Linked DNA regions of Homo sapiens: region 1 is linked to region 2. A link is a loop called in an ENCODE intact Hi-C map of the cell type or tissue named here. Cell type or tissue: CD4-positive, alpha-beta T cell. All regions are shown on one strand. Each heading gives the region's core, and the rest is flanking DNA. Links, peaks and the distances in the headings are about the cores only. Region 1 overlaps SLC6A3 (solute carrier family 6 member 3). Region 2 has its middle 2.4 kb from the start of SLC6A19.

Region 1 (4,371 bases), core at 150-4,149, 210 kb before region 2:
AAAAACTAACTCGAAGGACATTAGCAGATGTCCCTGGGATGAAGGGCAGGACCAGCCTGGAAGCCCCTCCTGCTCCTCCTTGTTTCTGCCCCTTCCTTCCCCAAGCACCCCCATAGCCCAAAAGGACCCAGGTAATTTGGAGGAGCCCCATTGCTGGGTGGTGGGCATGAACCAAAGCCCTCTGATCAGTTCTGGGTTTCCGCTTTCCTGAGTCCCAGGCCTGGTCTGCTGGACATATAGAAGGGGGCTTTTCAGCAGAGCCGCACCAGCCCTAGTCTCTACAGGCCTGTGGCAGGCCATGCTTCTCGGGGCGGGGTGGGGCAGGATGGGCGGGAGAGCACAGCGTGGGCTCTGTGGCAAGCAGGGCGGGTTCTGTTTCAGGGCCAGGGCTGATCTTCATCATCTACCCGGAAGCCATCGCCACGCTCCCTCTGTCCTCAGCCTGGGCCGTGGTCTTCTTCATCATGCTGCTCACCCTGGGTATCGACAGCGCCGTGAGTAACCCGCACCGCCCGGCCCTGTCCTCGGCAGTTGGGTTCCTTCCACCCGAGGGGGCCCTGCCCTCCCAGGGCTAGGCAAGATCCCTGGGCTCACGTACGGCCCCCAGACCTCCTGTCCTTGACTTGGGCGAGCCCCGTGATTATTTGGGAGACCTTTCTCGGGGCTGGAGTGAGTGGTGACTGGAGTTTACCTTTCCCTTTATCCCCCTACTCTGGGGTACCTGTGTGCCCTGCCCTGAGCCACCTACAGATCCTGGAAATGTGCACACACATGCACACACACACATACACGCACACACATACACACATACACGAACACACACATTCACACCACCATGCACATGCATGCACACACATACACACATGCACACACGCACACATACATGAACACACACGAACACACACATGCACACACGCATGCACACACACATACACACAGACATGCATGCACGTGTAGCAGGGCCCCAGCCACCAAAGACTTGGCTCCGGACACCAGAGTGGTGGGGCCTTGGAGGGCACACAGCAGGTCCTTCATATCTCGTGGCTTTCCCTGGAAGCCTCAGCTACCCCATGAGGAATGAGGAGGGCAACAGAAGTTCCTGGCACCTACCAATCCCAGGCCTGGCCCTGAATGCTTTGTGTGTGGCCCCTGCACCTCCAGCTGCTGGGGGTGGCGGGTCCAGCCCTTGATCGGCCCTGGGCCTGCTGGACTTTCTCAGGCTCCTTCTTCCCTGTCAGCTGCTTGGGACCAAAGAACCCAGAATCCCTTGCCTTATAAACGCTGGTCATGCACCCGGCCCCCCACTCATATCCTATCCACCTCGTCCACGGCTCCTGGGTTGACCACAGGCCTCATGTTCCTGACATGAGAGCATGAAGAGGGGTCTGGACCGAGCAAGGTGAAGAAGGTCACTAAGCAGGAGTCAGGTGCCTGGACGGTGTCCCACAGGAGGATGCCAGGAGTCAGGAGGCTCCGTCGGGAAGGCGTAGCCAATGACAAGGCCAGGTGCAGCTGAAAGCTTTGTGTGGGGGACGCATCTTGCTCAGGAAAATCTGGCCAAGCTGAGCCCGTGCAGCAGCAGTGGACAGGGTGGCATTGTTTTAGCCATGCCGCATCTTACCCACCCAGAGACATCGAAGAGGCTGCAAACCCCCTACCGTGGATACAGTGGTCCCTCTGGGTCCTCTCTCCTGCGGTCGTGCCGCCATAGAAGCCCTCGCCAACAGCTGTCCTCACTACCAGGCATCCTGCACCCTGGACGGCCATGTGGCCCCTGTTCCGTGTCCATCCCCGGGTGTGCGTCCACTGGGTGACAAGTAGGTCTTGGCCCAGGCTGCGGTCAGGAGCGCCGCCAGCCTGCAGCCCGACCCTGTGCTCTGTGTGCAGATGGGTGGTATGGAGTCAGTGATCACCGGGCTCATCGATGAGTTCCAGCTGCTGCACAGACACCGTGAGCTCTTCACGCTCTTCATCGTCCTGGCGACCTTCCTCCTGTCCCTGTTCTGCGTCACCAACGTACGTACCATCGCCGGCTTCGCCTTCTCCTGGTCATGTCTCCTTAGCACGTGGCACGGGGCGCCCTGGCTGGGACTGTCAGGCCAGACAGAACCGCAGCACTTCCAGGGAGCTGCGAACCCACCCACCCCAGAAAATGACTCGTAGCAGTGCACAGGGTAACTGCACATCCAGAGCTTGGTCCCAGAGTCACTTCAGCACCTGGACAGCTCCCCCAGAAGCACCCCAGGCTGAAGCTGCCTCCTTCTAGGGTTTGGGGACTGGGGGACGCTGGGGGTGTGGTGGCAGAGCCTATCTATGTGGGAGGGGGAGCCCAGGCCACTCCCTCTCCAAGGGAGGCACTGCCAAGTTCCGCATTCGGTTGCTTCCATTTCTAATTGCACATGAAGCCCTAGGAAGGGAAAGGAGAGGTCATTTTTATTTTTATTTTTTGTAATACACGTGGCCCTAAGAAGCTGCATGTGGGTTGAATTTTAGGGACTCAAACCAGAGTTTTGCAGTGAGTGAAACAATTTGTGTGCACAGTGAATCCCCAGGCTGGGTTTACCTCTGGGGAAAGCCCTTCTGTAGGTCCACAGGCTCCCCTCTCTTCCAGGGTGGCATCTACGTCTTCACGCTCCTGGACCATTTTGCAGCCGGCACGTCCATCCTCTTTGGAGTGCTCATCGAAGCCATCGGAGTGGCCTGGTTCTATGGTGAGTCCGGGGGAAGGCAGCCAAGCCGGCACCCTCTTGTTTGGTGGCTGTGCCACTCCCCTTCTGAAAAAGGCTCCGTGAGGAAACACCTTTCAGCTGCAGGAAGCCTGGGTTGTGGTCATCACAGCTCCGCAGAGGGGAGAGGCTTGGCACTGGTCCCTTTGATGGGATCAGTGAGGTGCTTAGCTTGGATGGCAGCCAGAAGAGGCACACTGTGGTCAGAGGTGTTCACAGCGGCTGGGCGTCTTCTGCCTCCTCCACGCTAGAGGCACCGGTGAGCCCATCCCACCCAGGGGAACACAATCAGATCCATGCTGGGGTTTCAGCAGGGATGTGACATGGTGCCTTTCAAAGGTGCCGTCATCGCCTTCCCTGCTGACCAGAGCTCCAGAGCAGTCGGGACCTGATGATCAGCGGGCGGCGCTCGAACGGGGTGCAGCTCCTGGCCCATTGTGCTGCCCCAGCTGTGTCCTGGGACTTCCACCAGTGGTTTAAACAGCAACAGAAAACCCAGCCTGGAGCCAGGGCTGCCCTTTCCCCACATGCTGACCTGGCCAAGTCACCTCGACTCCCCTTAGTTCTCTCTTCTGTAAAATGGGCAGGAGTGCCAGCTCCGCTTACCTGGCCAGCTCACTTCCAGGGAAGTGGCGAGGCCGAGCCAGGGCATCTCGCCATGAATGTGTGGTCCGGGCGCGGTGACTCACGCCTGTAATCCCAGCACTTTGGGAGGCCGAGGTGGGCAGATCACGAGATCAAGAGATCAAGACCATCCTGGCCAACATGGTAAAACCCCATCTTTACTAAAAAAAAAAAAAAAAAAAATTAGCCGGGTGTGGTGGCACAAGGCTATAATCCCAGCTAGTCAGGAGGCTGTAGATTTTCTGAAGACACTGATGGTATACTTACGATGGAATATGATTCAGCTTGAACCCGGAAGGCGGAGGTTGCAGTCACCCGAGATTGCACCACTGCACTCCAGCCTGGGCAACAGAGTGAGACTCCGTCTCAAAAAAGAAAAAAAAAAATGTGTGGATCCGGCTGAAAGCTGAATGTCTGTGGTGCTGCGTGAGCCCCGGTTTTGGAGGACGCCCAGCTCACCTGCAAACAAGGGGGTCATTTTCTCTGCCTCAGAGCCATGGAATTTATAGCCAGATAAACGCCCTGACTTTGAGACAAATAGGACAAATAGCTCCTATTCTGAGAACATTGTTTTCAGTGTTGCTCTACAGAAAACGGAAATATCAACCTCGTACTTTCACGGGTGTCTGGAATCAATACTTTGTCTATCACTTTCATTGTCATCTTCCCTGAACAAAACATAGACCTTCACAGAGGAAGGGAGAAAGTGCCTTGAATTGCCATGGCCTCCGGAACCACGGGAGATGGGGAGAAGCCGGCCCTGGCGACCTGCACCTCAGAAGACCGAGATCTGTGTTATTTTTCCAAAGAGAAATCCACGCCCCTCTCATCTAAATGAAACAAAACCTGTGCTCTAATAAGATGTGCCGGAATACGCCGGGCTTCCAGCACGCTGCGGTCCTGTAGGTCTTGGAGCTGATGACTCCTGCTCCGGCAGGGGCCCTGGGACCTGCTGGTGGGAGGCAGGGTCTGGGGGCCGAGGGGCCTTGGGGACGCCCCTCTTGGCTTCTTCCGGCCTCAC
Region 2 (4,324 bases), core at 1-4,000:
CGTACAAACGCCGGTGCACCCCGGGGAGAAAGAACCAAGGCAAACAGGATGCTGGCTCTGCCCCGGTCTGGGAGCCCCTGGCTGCCGCACACCCCCACCTGCAGGACGCCGGGTGGGCCTCTCCACAGCTCCCTGGAGCACAGGCATCCCCGGCCCCCACCCCAGTCCAGGGAGAGGGAACTCAGCGGGAGCAGGGGCCCTGGGGCAGCTCTTGGTCTGCTCACACCAAGCACAGCGAGGCCCTGGACCCCTCCAGCCTGGCTCTGGGCTCTAGACGGCTGCTCGGGGGCCCGGCTTCCCACCAGTCCCCACGGAACCACGGCTCCTTGGGATGTGGCCTGAATCAACCTGAGAGTGGGGTTCCCGTGGCTGTGCCCCCTGGGCCACAGTTTCATTCTGGGGTTCGTAATGAACTTCATAATGAACAGCTCACGCTGCCCAACCCCAGCCTGGATGCCCGGATCCCATCCCTGGCTGAGCTGGAGAACATCGAGCAGGAGGAGTTCAGCTCCCGGCCATAGGTTCAGGACCCAGAGCCACCCTCTAGGGCAGCCTCGTCCCCAAGGGCCCTCTGGGGTCACGGGGGATGGAGGGTCCTGTGTCATGGAACCTGCAGCCACCCCAGATCCCCACCTTCCCGGTGACTGCACGGTTTCTGTCCTTCTGTGGAGCACTTTGTGGGGGGCAGTCCTGTGCCGGGCATGGGACAGCGAAGGAGATGGTGTTCCTGCTCCCCAGCAAAGAGGCCGTGCAGGGAAGCCACAGGGCTGACCACGGGGTCCAGGAGGGGCAGGAGGAACGTTGCGGGGAGTTCAGGAGAGGATCCTGGGGGTTGTGTCTCCAAAGCCAGAGTGGGATTCTCTCCTGGTTTTCCGCACAGGGAGTTGGAGGCCATCCTCTGTCGGGCGCTGCCCGTTTGGGCCCCCACTTGGGCCTCCCCTCACGTCTCTCCCATCTAGGAGACCTCAAGCTCTGGAATCCCGGACCAGCCTTCCTGAGGCCAGGGACGGTGCCACACCCTGCGCCTCCCCAGGCCTTCCTCCCGTTGCCTCCTTCAGCCTCTGGGCTCACCTCCCTGGGGGCCCTCGCTGGCCCCCTGCCCCCACTGCCCACATGGCTCCTTCCATAGCCGGGGCCTTCCCGGCAGGCATGGGACTTTCTCCCTAGCCTCCTGGTTCCTTTATCTCAGTCTGCACCGCTGGGCGATAAGGACCCAGAGCCGCCCCCGCCCCCACCTCCACCCTGCACAGGGCTCATCGACATTCGCTGAGTAATGGAGATGAAGGCGCTGGGGGCGTCACTCAGAGATGAGCGAGTTTAGGCGCCTGACCTTTGCCCCTAGGACACAGGAACTCAGAAAGGGAGGCCAGAAGGAAGAGATCACGTTTGCATTTAAGGACTCCTGGCTTCCGAGCACAGCGCAGATTGGAGGGAAGGGTGGGGACTTGGGAAGACAGAGAGAGAAAGACAGAGACAGAGAAAGAGAGACAGGGAGAGACAGAAACAAGGAGAGACAGAGAAAGAGAGACAGGCACAAAGACAGAAACAGAGACAGGGACAAAGACAGAGAGAGGTAGAGACAGAGACGAGGAGAGACAGAGACAGAGAAAGAGAAACAGGAACAGAGACAGAGAGAGGGAAAGACAGAGAGAGAAAGGCAGAGACAGAGACAGGGAGAGACAGACAAAGAGAGACAGGGAGAGAGAGAGAGACAGAGAAAAAAGAGAGAGACAGAGAGAAAGACAGACAGAGAAAGACAGGGACAGAGAGAGGGAGAGACAGAGACAGAGAGAGAGACAAAGACAGAGACAGAGAGACAGAGAGAGATGGAGACAGAGAGAGAAAGACACAGAGACAGAAACAGGGAAAAAGAGAGATGGGGAGACAGAGACAGAGAGAAAGAGAAAGACAGAGAAAGAGAGAGGGAGAGACAGAGACACAGAGACAGGGAGAGACAGAGATAAAGAGAGAGACAGACATAGACAGAGACAGAGAGAAACAGAGAGATAGAGACAGAGAAAGAGACAAAGAAAGAGACAGGGAGAGCCAGAGAGAGAGAAAGACAGAGACAGACAGAGGAAGAGAGACAAGGAGAGACAGAGATAGAGAGAAAGGGAGAGACAGAGAGAGAGAAAGTACAGAGAAAGAGAAACAGAGAGATAGAGGCAGAGAAGGAGAGAGGGAGAGACAGAGACAGAGAGAGGGAGAGACAGAGAGAGAGAGAAAGACAGAGAAAGAGAGCCAAGGAGAGACACAGAGAGAAAGACAGAGAGAGACAGAGAGATAGAGAAAGACAGAGACAGACAGAGAAAGAGAGACAGGGAGAGACAGAGATGGAGAGACAGAGACAGAAAAAGAGAGAGATGGGGAGACAGAGACAGAGAGACAGAGACAGAGAGACAGGAAGAGAGAGAAAGACAGAGAGACAGGAAGAGAGAGAAAGACAGAGAGAGACAGAGACAGAGAGAGATAGGGATAGACAAAGACAGAGAGATAGAGACAGAGAAAGACAGAGACAGAGAGAGAGAGATGGGGGAGACAGAGAGATACAGAGACAGAGAGAGAGAAAGACAGAAACAGAGAGAGACAAGGAGAGACAGAGATAGGGAGAGACAGAGAGAGAAAGACAGAGAAAGAGAGACAGGGATAGACAGAGACAGAGAGAGACAGAGATAGAGTCAGAGAGACAGAAACGGACAGAGAAAGAGACAGAGACAGACAAAAAGAGAGAGAGAAAGACAGATATAGAGAAAGAGAGACAGGGAGAGATAGAGACAAAGAAAGAGATAGGGAGAGACAGAGAGAGAAAGACAGAGACAGACAGAGAGAGACAGAGATAGAGAGAGAGAGGGAGAGACAGAGAAAGAAAGTCAGAGAAAGAAAGTCAGAGAAAGACAGGGAGAGAGAGAGAAAGACACAGACAGAGCAAGATAGACAGTGAGACACAGAGAGAGAAAAAGAGACAGAGACAGAGAGGGGGAAGAAACAGAGACAGAGTGACACAAAGAGACAGAGACAGACAGAGAGAGAGAGTCAGTGGCTGGCCCAGGCCTGGAGTGGGGACTCAGGAATGGCGGAGGGGACAGGACAGTCTTCAGATGGGGAGGACGTGTCTCCTGGACCCCAAGGACCAGCAAGGGAGAATGAGCGTGGGATGGTTAAGGGCAGGTCTTCTGAATGAGCTTTGTGGGAGAGTCCACACCAAAGACGATTGGAGGCATGAGCCCAGATGTGTGTGGAGGGTCCCTGCCCCTTGCAAGCCCCACTGGACACACCTGAGTTTCCCAGGGGCCTTGGGGCCCAACTTAAAGGGTGCCTGGGGCCAGTGGCCTTGAGGCTTCCTCCTCTCCCCAGTGCCTCTAGAAACTTCTGCAGAGGCAACCAGGTTGCGGGGTAGCAACCAAAACCAACTTGGACCACATTTGCTGGGCCACTGGCCCCATAGTTCTTAGTGCCCTCAGGCCCAGCATTCGTATATGTAAAACAAAGCGTAGTACCCAACTCTCACAGTACCGAACTCCTGCAGTACACAACTCCCACAGAACCCAACTCCCACAGTATCCAACCCCCACGGTACCCAACTCCCACAGTACCCAACCCCCTCAGTACCCAATCCCCGCAGTACCCAACCCCCTCAGTACCCAACCCCCGCAGTACCCAACCCCTGCAGTACCCAACTCCCATAGTACCCCACTCCCACAGTACCCAACTCTCACAGTGCACAACTCCCACAGTACACAAATGCCACAATACCCAACTCCCAACTACTCAACTGCCACAGAACACAACTCCCACAGTATCCAACCCCCACAGTACCCAACCCCTGCAGTACCCAACTGCCATAGTACCCCACTCCCACAGTACCCAACTCTCACAGTGCACAACTCCCACAGTACACAAATGCCACAATACCCAACTCCCAACTACTCAACTGCCACAGAACACAACTCCCACAGTATCCAACCCCCACAGTACCCAACCCCTGCAGTACCCAACTGCCACAGTACCCAACTCCCATAGTATCCAATCCCCACAGTACCTAACCCCTGCAGTACCCAACTCCCACAGTACCCAACTCCCACAGTATCCAACCCCCACAGTACCCAACCCTTGCCGTACCCAACTCCCGCAGTACCCAACTCCCGCAGGACCCAACTCCCACAATACCCAACCTCCACAGTACCCAACCCCTGCAGTACCCAACTCCCACAGTACCCAACTCCCACAGTCCCCAACTCCCACAGTACCCAACTCCCACAGAACCCAACTCCCACAGGACCCAACTACAATAGTACCCAACCCCTACAGTACCCAACTCCTGCAG

What was found. A loop is a pair of places that touch in the nucleus more often than their neighbours do. Peaks named below come from ENCODE experiments on the same cell type or tissue, not always from the same donor. Only the 100,000 strongest peaks of a DNase experiment are listed, where the experiment ranks them.
Region 1: a loop joins it to region 2, with 1.8 times the contacts of the local background. A loop is called at or near these places in 1 of 110 quality-filtered maps.

The regions. Positions count from the first base shown.
Region 1 is chr5:1,407,366-1,411,736 of GRCh38, reverse strand. SLC6A3 (solute carrier family 6 member 3) reads left to right here. Exons shown (of 15, transcript NM_001044.5): 9 at 382-494; 10 at 1,888-2,016; 11 at 2,612-2,711. Among named protein-coding and RNA genes, the nearest start is that of LINC01511, 29 kb to the right of the region's middle. In CD4-positive, alpha-beta T cell, for the core only: no CTCF peak of the experiment used is centred there; a DNase peak (open chromatin) is centred at 2,216; H3K27me3 peaks cover 484 bases.
Region 2 is chr5:1,197,028-1,201,351 of GRCh38, reverse strand. No RefSeq gene overlaps it. Among named protein-coding and RNA genes, the nearest start is that of SLC6A19, 2.4 kb to the left of the region's middle. In CD4-positive, alpha-beta T cell, for the core only: CTCF peaks have their summits at 2,198 and 2,628; no DNase peak of the experiment used is centred there.